Regions from separate parts of the Homo sapiens genome. Here regions 1 and 2 are each linked to region 3. Evidence: read pairs that join two places in POLR2A ChIA-PET (ENCODE). Cell type or tissue: MCF 10A. All regions are shown on one strand. Each heading gives the region's core, and the rest is flanking DNA. Links, peaks and the distances in the headings are about the cores only. Region 1 overlaps SYN3 (synapsin III). Region 2 overlaps SYN3 (synapsin III). Region 3 overlaps SYN3 (synapsin III).

Region 1 (4,724 bases), core at 1,510-4,009, 58 kb before region 3:
CCTTTCGCCTTCTGCCATGATTGTGAGGCCTCCCCAGCCATGTGAAACTGTAAGCCCATTCAACTTGTTTTTCTTTTCTTTTCTTCTCTTTTTTTTTTTTTTTGAGTCTCACTCTGTCGCCCAGGCTGGAGTGCAGTGGCGCCATCTTGGCTCACTGCAAGCTCCGCCTCCCGGGTTCACGCCATTCTCCTGCCTCAGCCGCCCGAATAGCTGGGAGTATAGGCACCCACCACCACGCCCGGCTAATTTTTTGTATTTTTAGTAGAGACGGGGTTTCACCGTGTTAGCCAGCATGGTCTCGATCTCCTGACCTCGTGATCCACCTGCCTCGGCCTCCCAAAGTGCTGGGATTACAGGCATGAGCCACCACGCCCAGCCTAAACCTCTTTTTCTTTATAAGTTACCCAGTCTCGGGTATGTCTTTATTAGCAGTGTGGGAACTGACTAATACAGCATGTAGGAACTATGAAATATGAATTGTGTAATTTTATTGATTCTGCTTATGAGTTCAATGTTTTCATATTTGCATTTAAAATTTTGCATTGCACAATGTAAAAGTAAATGGTAAAATCCACGTGAATAATGTAAAATTTCATTTATTTATTTTACCTAGAATGATATTAAATAGCAATTAAAACAGCATTATGACAAGTCAAGAGAGAGATAGTGGAAGGAAAGAAAAAGCTTTATATTTAGTATCTTTAACAGCATTCCCCCCCCACACTGCACATTTTGAAAAAGGGATCCTGCAAATTATGTAGCCATCCCTGACTAAGATAGGGAAATGTCTTTGAATTTTAGACTTGAGAAGAGACTATGAAAAGTCTCTCAGAGAACCCTGCTCTGCTCACCACCCATCATATTGTATGTGAAGATGGTAAGAGCTACAGGGAGTCTTAAGGTCACACAGGGAGCAAGTAGATAAACCAAGACTGGTGCCCATGCCATCTGACTCCATTCCTTCCTAGTCTAGCATTCTTCACCTAATGTGTGCTCTTCCTTCTGTCAGAAATCCCACCTTATGACTTGGAGATAAGATTTCCCCTTTGCAATTGAAACCATCCAATCAGTACTTGGCTGATGATGTGCAATTGATATGCCTTCCATCCAAGGCCAGGGAGACTTGGCCAGCACTTGGTTAAAAGTAATAAATAGTTTTCAGGGGAAAATCTAGTGGTCGGTGTTTTAGTCCTTGTCTTTCTTGACCTAACAGCAGCATTTATTTATTTATTTATTATTTTTTATTTCCATAGGTTTTTGGGGAACAGGAGGTGTCTGGTTACATGAATGAGTCCTTTAGTGGTGATATCTGAGATTTTGGTGCACCTGTCACTCGAGCAGCATACACTGTACTCAATTGGTCGCTTTTTTTTTTTTTTTTTTTTTTTTTTGACAGAGTCTCGCTCTGTCGCCCAGGCTGGAGTGCAGTGGTGCGATCTCGGCTCACTGCAAGCTCCGCCTCCTGGGTTCATGCCATTCTCCTGCCTCAGCCTCCCTTGTAGCTGGGACTACATGCGCCCGCCGCCAAGCCCGGCTAATTTTTTGTGTTTTTAGTAGAGACAGGGTTTCACTGTGTTAGCCAGGATGGTCTCGATCTCCTAACCTCATAATCTGCCCGCCTCGGCCTCCCAATCTGCCCGCCTCCACCTCCCAAAGTGCTGGGATTACAGGCGTGAACCACTGCACCCAGCCTAATTTGTAGTCTTTTATCCCTCAACCCCTCCCACCCTTTCCTCCCGAATCCCCAAAGTCCATTGTATAATGTATAATTCTTTTTTTTTTTTTTTTTTTTTTTTTTGGGGCAGAGCCTGTTCTGTCACCCAGGTTAGAGTGCAGTGGTGCCATCCCGGCTCACCACAACCTCTGCCTCCTGGTTCAAGGGATTCTCATGTCTCAGCCTCCCACATACCTGGGACTACAGGCATGTTCCACCACGCCTAGCTAATTTTTGTATTTTTAATAGAGACAGGGTTTTGCCATGTTGGCCAGGCTGGTCTTGAACTCCTGGCCTCAGGTGATCCACCCACCTTGGCCTCCCAAAGTACTAGGATTACAGGTGTGAGCCACCACACCTGGCCCATTGTATCCTCCTTATTATGCCTTGGCATCCTCATAGCCTAGCTCCTACTGATGAGTGAGGAACATATGATGTTTGGTTTTCTATTCCTGAGTTACTTCATTTAGAATAATGGTTTCCAATTCCATCCAGGTTGGTGCAAATACCATTATTTTATTCCTTCTTATGGCTGAGTAGTATGCCACAGTGTGTGTATATATATATATATATATATGTCTCACATATATCACAGATTTTTATCCATTAATTTCATTGATTAATAGGCATTTGGGCTGGTTCCATATTTTTGCAATCGCGAATTTTTAGCAGCAGAATTTAATCACGCGCTCTTCTGTCAAACACTTGTGTGTTTTGGCCTTTAGGACCCAACCTCCTACCTTGCTGGCTGCCCTCCCTTAGTCGCCATCACAGATTCCCCTCTACCTTCCTGACTTTGTATCAGTGAAGTGTCTCAGGGGTCAGCTCTCAGACCTTTTCTCTTTTTCTGTCCATACTCATTCCTTTAGTAACCTCATGTAGCCTAATGACTCTTAACACTATCTATATGCTGATTACTCATCTGTTTATACTTCTAGCCCTGACCTCTCCCTGAATTTGTTCTAACATGTCTAACTGCTTTCTTGACATCTGCACTCTGATGTCCAACGAAATCACACACTATATCTGTAACTGAGCCCTTGAATCTCTCCCCCAGCTCCAAACTAAGTCCTACTTCAGTTAATGGCAGCATCAGGTCAAAACCCTGCGGCTCTCTCGATGCTTTCTCATCTTTCACACCTCACACCCAATCCATGAGCAAATCCTAAAGCCTCTACCTTCAAAATACATTCAGAATATGGTCATTTTCCTCCACCATTACTGCTTCACCTTGGCCCAAATCACCTGCATTATGCCAGTAATCTTTGAATTGGTCTCATTTTGGTCCTCATCTCTCTTTTACCCAGAAGGGTCTCCTTGAACCACATGTCGGAGTGTGTCACTCCTCTATTCAAAACCTCTCAATAGTTTCTCATCTTACTCTAAAGAATAACCCAAACCAAACAATCCAAACAAGCCACAGAGCCTGACACCTTCAGGCATTCAGCACCAGGGCCTTAGGACTTCAGCTCTCTTGTCCCCTTTGTCCCCTCTCTCACTCTGCTCTGGCCATGTGGCCACCTTGCTCTTTCTCCAACTCACTGAGGACTCTCCCACCTCAGGCCCTTCGTCCTTGCTGGCCCTCTCCCTGGAATGCTCTTTCCCCAGGAATCTGGAAGGCTCCTTCCTTCACCTGCTATGGGTCATTATCAGATGTAACCCCTCTCATGAGGCCTTCTCTGGTCACCTTGTTTAACACGGTGGCCCCTTCTGCTCCCCATGCACATTCCCCATCTCCCATCCCTGATTTTTATTCCCCATAACACTTATCTCCATCTAACATGCCATCCAGTTGACTTTATTTTCTGTTCATTGTCTGTTTCCCCCTGTTGGAATGTAATTGCTTATTTGTCTGTCTTGATGTATTTTGTTCAAATATCTAAGCCTGCCTTGCGGTGGGCTGTGGTCTAGGTAACGTGATGGCCAAGGATTTACCAAGGAATAATGAACCACCTCCCCACCTCGACCAAGCTCCATGAATGTCTTTGACTCCATATTCCAGCCTCTACCTGGAATGTCCTTTGTCTGTTTCTCTGAATACCATGCCATCCTTCAAGGTCTGGTTGAAAAGTGATCTCCTCACGGAACACAAGGTCAGGAGATCAAGACCATCCTGGCTAACACAGTGAAACCCTGCTAAATTATGCCCCTTTTTGTTTTATTCACAGACTTTAGAACCAAATCTCAGGGTAACATACAATCTCTCTTCCTTCCTTCCTCCCTTCCTTCCTTCCTTCTTTCATTCCTTCTCCCTCACTCGCTCACTCCTTTCCTCCCTTTCTTTCTTCTCCATTCCTTCTTCCTCACTCACTCACTCCCTTCCTCCCTTGCTTCCTTCTTTCATTCCTTCCTCCTTCCCTCCCTCCCTTTTCCCCTTTCTTTATTCTCTCTTTCCTTCCATCATGCTTTCTGTAAGACTGAAGGGATCATACTATGTATATCATTTGACACTTAGTTTTTTTCAAGATGACAAATATCTTGACATATTTTTCTATCAGCATGGAGTAGCCTATAGTACTAAAGTTTATTAAACCAGTCCCTGCTGATCACACAAAAGTATTGCAAAGTCTTGGCACACCGTCTTTGCGCACTTGCTTAGGTTTTTGGGTAGGTCAAGTTCCTTAAAGTGGGTTGCTGGGTCAAAGGGGATGCACATTTTTATTTGCTAAATTGCTGGGTTGCCTTCCAAATCCATACCACTGTATACTTTAGTATGTGTTCATTTTTATCTCCATAAGGCATCATATAAGAGAGCTCTCCTTCTGCATTTCGCTTAGGTTTTTGGAAAAGTCAGTCAGTCAAGGTCGGGAAAGAAGAGGATCGGGGAAGGCTTCCAAGAGGAGATCACTTTTCTTTCTTTCTTTCTTTTTTTTTTTTTTTTTGAGACGGAGTGTCGCTCTGTCGCCCAGGCTGGAATGCAGTGGCGCCATCTCTGCCCACTGCAAGTCCGCCCGGGTTCATGCCATTCTCTTGCCTCAGCCTCCCGAGTAGCTGGGACTACAGGTGCCTA
Region 2 (4,724 bases), core at 1,454-3,953, 69 kb after region 3:
GGTCACACAGTTAAGAAAAGGCAGTAGTAAGCTGGTAAATATTTAACAAGTAGCTCTACAGTACAAAGAGCCCTCATTTGCAGTGTTTGCCAATTTCTGTGGTGTAAATACTTCCATCATAGCCAATTTTAAGTTACCAAGGTAATGTTCCTAAATGCAGTAGCACATCATTATATAATATTTCCACCATACAGAAACAACAGATGAAAGTTACCCTGAAAGCATAAATAAGAGTATACTGTAATAAACAATTAAGGAGTGAGGAGTTTCAAGTGTTCATTAATATAATTTATTAGTTATAACATTATATAATTAAATTAAACTTTATTTATTTATTTATTTATTTATTTATTTATTATTGAGACGGAGTCTCGCTTTGTTGCCCAGGATGGAGTGCAGTGGCATGATCTTGGCTCACTGCAACCTCCACCTCCTGGGTTCAAGCAATTCTTATGCCTCAGCCTCCCAAGTAGCTGGGACTACAGGCACGTGCTACCAAGCTTGGCTAATTTTTTGTATTTTTAGTAGAGACGGGGTTTCGCCATGTTGGCCAGGCTGGTCTCAAACTCCTGGCATCAAGTGATTCGCCTGCCTCGGCCTCTCAAAGTGATGGGATTACAGGTGTGAGCTACTGTGCCCAGCCAAAATTTTAAATAACGCCTATGTTTAATGACCGACCTGCAAATTCCCGAATGTATAACAATAGGCTCTGACAAGCCAGGGTGAGCCAGCTCCAGTGCAGCACTGGGGTCTCTAGAACCTTGCTCTTCACCATCGCAGACAAGTAATAGTAGCTACGAGAAAAGGTCAAGGGAACGGAATGAACAAAGACCTAAGATGTGACTACCGGAGAAAAGAAACACAATCACATTTAGTGTTCACAAAATCTTTTTAACTGATCACTAGAGTATTCAGAGATAGTGAGGAGTGCAGGATGGGACGCTGAACTTGGAAATCTCCACCACAGATTAACTGTGTAACCTTGGCTACATTACTAAACGTCTCTGTGCCCCAGTGTTCTTTTCCATAAAATGGGCATGATCATAACAGCCCCTACATCATAGAGTTGTGTGAATTACATACCTTTACACTTGTATATTACATAGAATAGGACCTGGCACATAGCAGCGCTCAGTAAATGTTAGTTACTTATTGTTTGATCTTTGCAGCTGCCTCTGTGAATTAGATGTTTGCCTTCGCTTTATAGGGATTCAATTTACGCTTAGAGAGCAATGCAGGAGGCTGGAGGAGATAGGACTCAAATGTTCTGATTCTAACTTCGGTGCTTACCTCAAGGGCTGGAAGGCATATTGACCTGGCTGAGTACTGTTCTCCAAGAGGGGCTGCCGACAAACTCAATGCCCTACTAAGTGTCACTTCTGATAGGGGCCATATCTAATTAATGGCTCCTCACCCTTGATTGGCGGGTACAGGCATTCTGGGAAGAAAGACCCATCTGGTTTCAGGAACTGGGCATCTGACCTTTGCATCCCTTCTTATTTTCCAAACGCTCGCCTTCTGCTTGAAGAGGCAGAGTGGTGGGGTAGTTAAGAGGATGGGCTCTGGCTTCCAATTCCAGCACGGCAGCATACTGGCGATGTAATCTTGAGTAAGTGACATAATCTCTGTGTACCTTAGTTTTCACTGCGGATGTGAAAAGGGATGGCAACGATGATCTCATCTACCTCATGGCTTTTGCTATAAGAACTGGTACAAATTAATATATGCAAACTGCCTAGAAGAATACCTGGTACCCAGTAGGCACTCTATAGGAATTAGTTATGACTATCAAATTTTTTTATTCTCTTTTGCCTCCTTTCTTCCATCCCTTCTTTGAGTATTAATTACAAGGTCAAAGGGGATATAAGCACATGCTCTTTCTTTATAAACACAGGTCACTAGACTATAGGCTACTTGAGGGCAGGGGCTGTTCTCATTCACCTTTATACCCCTGGGGCCACACCCTGGTATACACAGTCCTCAGTGAGAATTTACTATGTGCCAGGCACTGTGCCATGCATCTTATTCAGCTTACAGTGTTTGATCTTCATGAAAATCCTACGAGGTATGCATCTCTCCTCCCTTTTAGCACGAGACAGCTGAGGCTCAGAGAGAGGTTAAGGAACTTGTTCAAGGTCACAGTGAAAAAGCAAAGAAGGATAAAACTCAGACTTATGACATCACAGGCCTTCGTTGGTTCCTAACCTCCCTGTTGGGCTGCCTTCTAGAATATTCCATGGGAAATTTTGAGAGATCGTTAAATCCAACCCACTTGGTTTTACATTTAAAGAAAGGAGTCACTGATTTACTCAAGGTCACACAGCTATTTTATGTGGTAGGACTAGGATAATAACCTGGTATATTGCCTCAATCTCATGTTTGAAATTTCAGGAGGAAATGAAGCCAGGTTCATTAGCTGTTAAAATATACTGATGAGTATGCCACCAGCTTGCCTCTGGTTCTGGGCCCTATCTACGTAATACGAATGTAAATTTCCTATGGCATCTATCAAAATTTTGAGTAAGGAAGGGCACACCCGCACCCCTAGAAATTGCCTGCCAAGTCACTTCTCCTGCCTTCTCTCCATTGCAAACCAAATGAAACAGAGATGCATCTCACTTGCCTGCAGATAAAGCTCTCTCCCTGGTCGTCAGAGGTAGGTACTATGCTTTTCTCTGCTTGGCTGCATCAAGAGCTCTGAGCACTCAACGAGAACCCAAGAGACAAAGAGAAAATCACCAGTGCTGCAAATGCCCCAATGAACGTGTGGGCACATTGACTTTGAAGTCTTCAGGAAGAGTGCTGGTTTGGAAAGAGACCCCTGCATCTGAATCACAGCTCTGCCACTTCCTTGAGTGTAAGAAATTGAACATGCAATTTAACTTCTTTGAGCCTCCGTTTCCTTGACCATAAAATGGGCATAATACCATAGTACCTAGTACCTATTATTAAGGGTTGTGAGGATTAGTGGGACTACTGCATTGAAAGTGCCTTGTACATAGTAGGTATTCAACTAATGCCAAGTTCCCTTCTCTTTTACTCATCTTAGAAACATTTTTCAGCTTATCATTCCAAGGTTGACGAGTTGCAGAGCAGGGAGATGATTATTTATTGATTATCTCTCATGGGCCCAGCCTGAATTAGAGCAGCCTGGAGTGACGGGAAGATGATGAGGTACTAAGGAGTCTGATTCTTTGTTTGCTTCTGCCAATAATCTGGTGTCTACCTCTCTAGGCCTGTTTCTGTATCTGTAAAATGAGGGAGTTCAACTTGGTAACCCACAGCTCTCTCCTACTTCTGACCTTGTGTCTTACCATAATCTGAGTTCCTAAACAACTCCCTGCTGCCTGGTTGGATAGGTAGCTCTATGATCTCATGGCACACTTGACTATCCCACTGTAGTTCTTTCCACCAACTATTATTTTCTTGTGTTTTTCTCCCAGAAGACTGGGAGCTCCTTGGGAACAGTTCTATGCCTTGTTCACTGTTGTATCTTCAGGGCCTAGCATGGAGTAACAGACATTCTGCCAATGTTTGGTGAATATTTGAAGGAAGGAGGGAAGGAAGGAGAGGACCCTGCCCCTATCCTCCAAACACTTGATCATCACACTATGACACATAAGATGTGAGGCAAATGGAGAATGTCAGTGGAGAATTCATGATTAAGCACACACCCAGAACTTGGAAACAAGGTCATCTGTCTTACTGAAGCCATACATTCATGCACCATGCTTGTGCTTAGCCATCTGTGGTAATAAATCAAGACACAGCAAGGGCAGAGTTGAAAATCTGGGAATACCAGAGCCCAAACTAGTTGACCTGGGGGTAATCTTTGAATGGTGACTTGTATACTAAAATGTAGAAGCCAAATGAATTCCAATATTCCAAGTGCAAAGAAAGTGTTGGGGAAGAGAAGGATGGAGTGGCCAGCCTGGTGCTGAGAACCAAGAAGATCCAAGAGCCTGCAGTTGGCATTTGTGTGTCCAGCATTGTCCCTGTTCAGGAAGAGAGGCTTTGGCCAGTGGTTGTGAGCACTGGAATTTCCTCAGCAAAGCTTTTGCTTCCATGAAAAGGAGAATTCCAGGGTATCTCAGCTGAAAGACCCTTCCTATGATGCCCTCAATCCCTGTATTCTGAATCTACACACACCACAGCAACCTTCTGAGGAGAAACTAGCTTCATATTGAAGCTCTCTGTGACTATCAGGAGGAAAATATGGGGGTGGTGTTGACATGAGTCCTCTAGCCTATGTGACAATGAAATACCTCACGGGAAACAAGCCCAGTGGGATTTTGGTTGGTTTGCTGAGCTCTTAGGATCAGTCCGTGAGAATGATCAACTGAGGGAGCCTCATCTAGTTGAGTTTCTGGACCCAAGGAGCTGGATTCCAGAACCTCTGTTGGGGTGAATGTGTGACGGTGATACTCTGACTCCTCCTTTTCTCCACTCCATTCATTGGTTAGTTTATTCCTTTAATATTTGTTCAATGTCTACTATGTGCATATGATGTGTTAGGCAGTCACAGAAGCACCTGGATTTGCTCGATATCTAGAAGAGAACCAGGGATATCAACCACTAGGGGCAACAGAGTGTGCGAGGTGCCAAGCTGGAAGCCCGGAGGACCCAGTGTGGGTGGGAGGTGAGTGAGAGAAGAGGAGAGGCCTGAGAGGGGGTGGTCCATTCTGCTGGGGCAGAGAGAGGACCGGAAAATATTCACTAAGTGG
Region 3 (4,724 bases), core at 951-3,450:
GGAAAGAGGGGATCATGCCTCTCTCTCACTTGGGGTAAAAGAAGCACATTCTGACTGGAGTTATTTGCCCCCTTTCCCTGCCTCCATCTTGCTCCTGATAACTCCTCTGTCCCAGGTGTCTTCAATAAAACCCCCAGAAATCATCCATCCATCCATCCATCCATCCATCCCAAGGGCAACTTGTGGATCCAGAGATCCAGAAAATGTGAGAACAAAGAGAATCCTTTGATACAACCCATTTCATTCTCCTTTATTTTATCAATGGGCAAATTGAAGCCCAGAGAGTTAACTTGTTCCAGGACATAGCACACTTTTGAATTCATTTTACAACTATTTATTGAGTGCTTTTTATGTGCCAGATTCCCCCCAGCTCCCACTGGTGGTACAGTGTAAATATAGCTGTGAAAACATGCACTTTTCTCAGCCTTCATTATCATTCTAGTGAAGGGGGCAGATGGTAAACAACTGAACAATTAAGTAAACATGACAATGTCAGATGATAAATCGTCTGAGAAAACAACAGAAGTGTTGAGAAGAGTGAGTGGGAGCAGGGAATGCTTTAGATGGGGTGGTCAGGGAAGGCTTTCTGAGAAGGGGACATTTGAACTGGAACCTGACTGATGACAAAATGCTGGCTCCAGGAACATCTGAGGGTAAAGCCTTGCAGGCAGGGAAGTGGCTGGTGCTACACAGTCCTGTGGTAGGAAGGAGCTTGTTTAACTTGCTTAAGAAGCAGAGAGACCAGCATGGCAGGAGCAAATGAGCGAGAGGAAGAGCGGTGGAAGATGAGGCCAGACGGTTCAATGCATCTCGAAGGGTCTGGAGACCATGTAAAGAGCTTAGTCTTTGTCCATTTGGAAGCCATAGAGGGTTTTAAGCAGGGAGTTGATGAAGTATTTTCCCAAGCAGATGCCTTTGGTTGTGTCAAGGGGAGGCAGGGGACAACGTACCCACAGGGTGGTGAGTTGGGGTTGCCTAAGTAGACTAAATAAACAACGATGGTGGCTACCAGCACCTCTCCCTTGACCCTTGATGGTGTACCAAGGTGGAGAAAAGACAGCAGAGTCGGGAAAAAATTTGGAGATCGAATCAAAGAGTCCACATAATTTGCACATGGCTCGGATACAGGCTGTGAAGGAAAAAAGGTGAATGGAGGGTTTTAGGTTGAGCAACCTGGGTCATGCCCCTCACTGAGATAGAGAAGACCAAGGGAAGAGTAGATTTCAAGGGGGAAATCAAGAGTTCTGTTTGGGTGGATTAAATTGGAGATGTCTCTTACTCGGACAGTGCCAAGGAGTCAGGCGGATAGAAGTCTGGAATTGGTGGCCGAGGCCAGTTTCCCACGGGGCTCCACCCGTACCCAGATGCCTCACAGGGGTGGGGAGGAAGTGTTGGCTCTCACAGGGCCATCCACTCTGGACAGCTGACTCAAGGCTGCTAAGAAGTCACTGCCAGTCCCCCAAACCCTATCTCTAGGCTAGGAAGGTGGCTTTGGAGCTGTCAGCATTCCAGTTGGACCTTCCTTCTGGAGTCCCTCCCTAGTAAAAGCAGATCTAGCTAATAACCCCAGAACCGAGGGCGGGAGTAGGAGATGTGAAATATGGGAATAATAATAAAAGCCTATGTTACGAGACTGCTTGTCTTGGTCCCGAGCTTCTTCATAAATAATCTTCACCTCAAATTGCCTACACACTATGGCAGATCAACAACATGGGTTCAACTAGCTCCATTTCATTGATGAGAAAATGGAGGTTCCAAAGAATTGAGTGACTTTCCCAAGGTCACGCAGATGATGAATCCAAGACTCAAACCTGAGCCCTCTGAGATCACACCTACTGCGCCCTGCTCAATAGTAAGCCATCTGCCGCCAGAAAGGTCTTATTTTGAGAGAGCCAGCAGCAAGGGCTCTGGAGCCAGATCACCAGGGTTCAACTCCTGACTTGACCACTTGAAGGTAACGTGAGCATGGGCAAATTAGTCAACATCACTTGCTTCTGTTTCCCATCTATAAAATGGGGACAGGAAGAGTGTTCACTTCAGAGGATCAACATTTATAAAGTGCTTAGAACAGTGCAGGAAGGGCTATACATGTGTTGGCTACTACTGTGCTCATTACTTTCATATACACTAAACAGAGACGTGGGGACTGCCTAGAATCTGGAGAGAAGATCCAGCCCTCTCATGTAAGATATGGAGAAACTGAGGCCCAGATAAGGGAATGGAGGCAGCCTCTTAGACAAGTTGGGCCCAAGAATCTGGCTGGTGGAGGAACTCTCCCTATTCTCTGAAAGTCACCCCAAGCCAGACTATTTTCAGGAGATGAACTTCCAAGCTCGATATACCCTTAATTCATGTGGAATTTCAGCTCTGGGCTCGGCTCCCAGGAGGAGCCCCTCCACCCCTTTATGAAAATAGAGCGGAGTCATTCGGCAAAACCTCAAGCTAATGCTTTTAAGGAACTGGCAGGTTGAAACAGGAAACTGTTCTAAGTAGAAACCACAGAAACAGCACATGCTTGCCGCTGCCGGCTGCCGCCTGGATCCTTGCCGGAGGCCCCAGGGATAGGGGAGCTGTAGGCCGTGCCACGTGAGGGGGCCTCAGGAACCTAGCCCTGGTGCTGCTGACCGTACGTGGCCATGTGACAGCAAATGCCACGTCTTGTGGGCATATTTAAAGGTCAAAGCAAGGTGGGGTGGTAACCAACAGGCTACCAGCATTAGACACACAGAAAGCTAGTGTCGGAGCAAACCTGCTCCTTTCTATGCAAGCCCCTCATGTTGTATCTGTTAAAACTGAGGCCCAGAGAGGGGAAGAAACTAGTCCAAGTCATCCAGCAAGGAGTGGTGAAGCAGGATAGGAAATCTAGACTTTCTAGCACCTAAGCCAATGCTATTTAACAACAGTCAGTGCATTTCCTGCCTTCCATCCATTCACCTCTTCCAATATAGGGTACTTTTCTGTTTTGTTTTGTTTTGTTTTGTTTTGTTTTAGAGATAGGGTCTTGCTATGTTGCCCAGGGTGGCCTCAAACTCCTGGGCTCAAGTGAGCCTCCTACCTCAGCTTCCCATGTATCTGGGACTACAGAAGGGTAATTTTGTAAGAGCATAAATTCCAGGTCAGAAGACCAGAGTTCAACAAAGACTCTGCCTATTCCCAGCTGAGTGATCTTAGGCAAGTTACCTAACCTTTCTGTGCCTCAGTGTCTTCTTCTCCTTTTCCTGTTAATAAAATGAGGGACAGTAACATTACTTATCTAATAGGATTTCTGGAAGGATTCAGTGTGATAATCTATATGAACCTCTTCGTATAGTGTCTGACAAATAGTAAGAGCTCAATAAAGTTTTTATTTTTTTCATGTATTAAATGCCCAGTAAGTGACAGCCACATTGTCACAAAGAGATCAGTCAAGTGTCGGGGACAGAGAGAGTAAATTTTGACATGTCTAGAAATGGCGCAAGAGAGGGAAGGATGCCATTAGGACTCTGGCATCCTGAAAAACCTGGCCCCAGGGAGGAGAGGGCTGCTGAGAGGAGTAGGCCAAACACCTCTTCTGGGCCGAGCGCGGTGGCTCACGCCTGTAATCCCAGCACTTTGGGAGGCTGAGGTGGGCGGATCATGAGTTCAGGAGTTCAAGACCACCCTGGCCAACATGGTGAAATCCTGTCTCTACTAAAGATACAAAAAATTAGCCAAGTGTGGTGGTGCACACCTGTAATCCCAGCTACTTGGGAGACTGAGGCAGGATCGTTTGAATCTAGAAGGTGGAGGTTCCAGTGAGCCGAGATCGCGCCATTGCACTCCAGCCTGGGTGACAGGGTGAGACTTTGTCTCAAACAAAACAAAACAAACACAACACAACACAACACAACGCAACACAACACACCTCTTCTGTGCAGAGATGAGAACCCATGCCCAAGGGTTTCTTTCCACCACAGCAGGTTTTTTTTGCTACTTTGGAGGATGATCCCAGTAAAGCATGCCCTGGTTTCCTGGGAGTGGGGACACAATGCACAGGGTCATCCCCACTCCAGAGCTGGAATGCCAACTGAGGCCATAAAACAGGATTTAACTATTTCTTATGAAACTTGGCACAAACTTTTGCTTTCAGTCTTTAGAACAATTCCCCGTCCCTCCACTCCAAAGATGCCTATGTCCTAATTCCCAGAGCCAGTAAACAGATCACTTTGCATGCCAAAAGGGACTTTGCTGATGTGATGAAGTGAACGATCTTGAGATGGAGAGATTATCTTGCATTCTACGCGTGGGCTGATGGGTCCGTGAAATTAGGAGGCAGAAGAGTCAGAGTGAGAGGAGGAGATGTGATGACTGAGGCGGAGGTCAGAGTGACCTGAGGCAGGGGCCATGAGCCAAGGCATGCAGGCGGCCTCCAGAGCTGGAAAAGATCAGGAAACAGATCCTCCCCTAGATCCTCCAGAAAGAACCAGCCCTGCTGACCCAGTTTAGACTTCTGACGTCCAAACAGGAAGATCATAAATTTGTGTTGTTTTAAGCCACTAAGTGTATGGTCATTTGTTATAGCAGCCTCAGGAAGCAAATATGCTTAGTCAATATTTAGTCTGACGTTGGTCACTGTAGCTCTATTCTCCGCTATGTGTAGTTTGAGTCTTATTTTTTGCATAATCCCCAAAATACGTAAAAGCTCCCCTGAGCATGACATACAAGGCCCTGCTTGCTCTGGCTCCTTCCTGGTACATGCCTCCTTT

Evidence for each region. Peaks named below come from ENCODE experiments on the same cell type or tissue, not always from the same donor. Only the 100,000 strongest peaks of a DNase experiment are listed, where the experiment ranks them.
Region 1: POLR2A ChIA-PET joins it to region 3 with 6 read pairs; 3 of 35 experiments call an interaction of 5 or more read pairs at or near these places.
Region 2: POLR2A ChIA-PET joins it to region 3 with 5 read pairs; 6 of 35 experiments call an interaction of 5 or more read pairs at or near these places.

The regions. Positions count from the first base shown.
Region 1 is chr22:32,663,220-32,667,943 of GRCh38, forward strand. All of the region lies in intron 6 of SYN3 (synapsin III), which reads right to left. It overlaps LOC105373002 (a long non-coding RNA gene), which reads left to right. Exons shown (of 4, transcript XR_938176.4): 4 at 1-1,347. Among named protein-coding and RNA genes, the nearest start is that of SYN3-AS1, 91 kb to the left of the region's middle. In MCF 10A, for the core only: no CTCF peak of the experiment used is centred there; a DNase peak (open chromatin) is centred at 2,672.
Region 2 is chr22:32,790,084-32,794,807 of GRCh38, forward strand. All of the region lies in intron 6 of SYN3 (synapsin III), which reads right to left. Among named protein-coding and RNA genes, the nearest start is that of TIMP3, 9.3 kb to the right of the region's middle. In MCF 10A, for the core only: no CTCF peak of the experiment used is centred there; no DNase peak of the experiment used is centred there.
Region 3 is chr22:32,721,286-32,726,009 of GRCh38, forward strand. All of the region lies in intron 6 of SYN3 (synapsin III), which reads right to left. Among named protein-coding and RNA genes, the nearest start is that of TIMP3, 78 kb to the right of the region's middle. In MCF 10A, for the core only: no CTCF peak of the experiment used is centred there; a DNase peak (open chromatin) is centred at 2,466.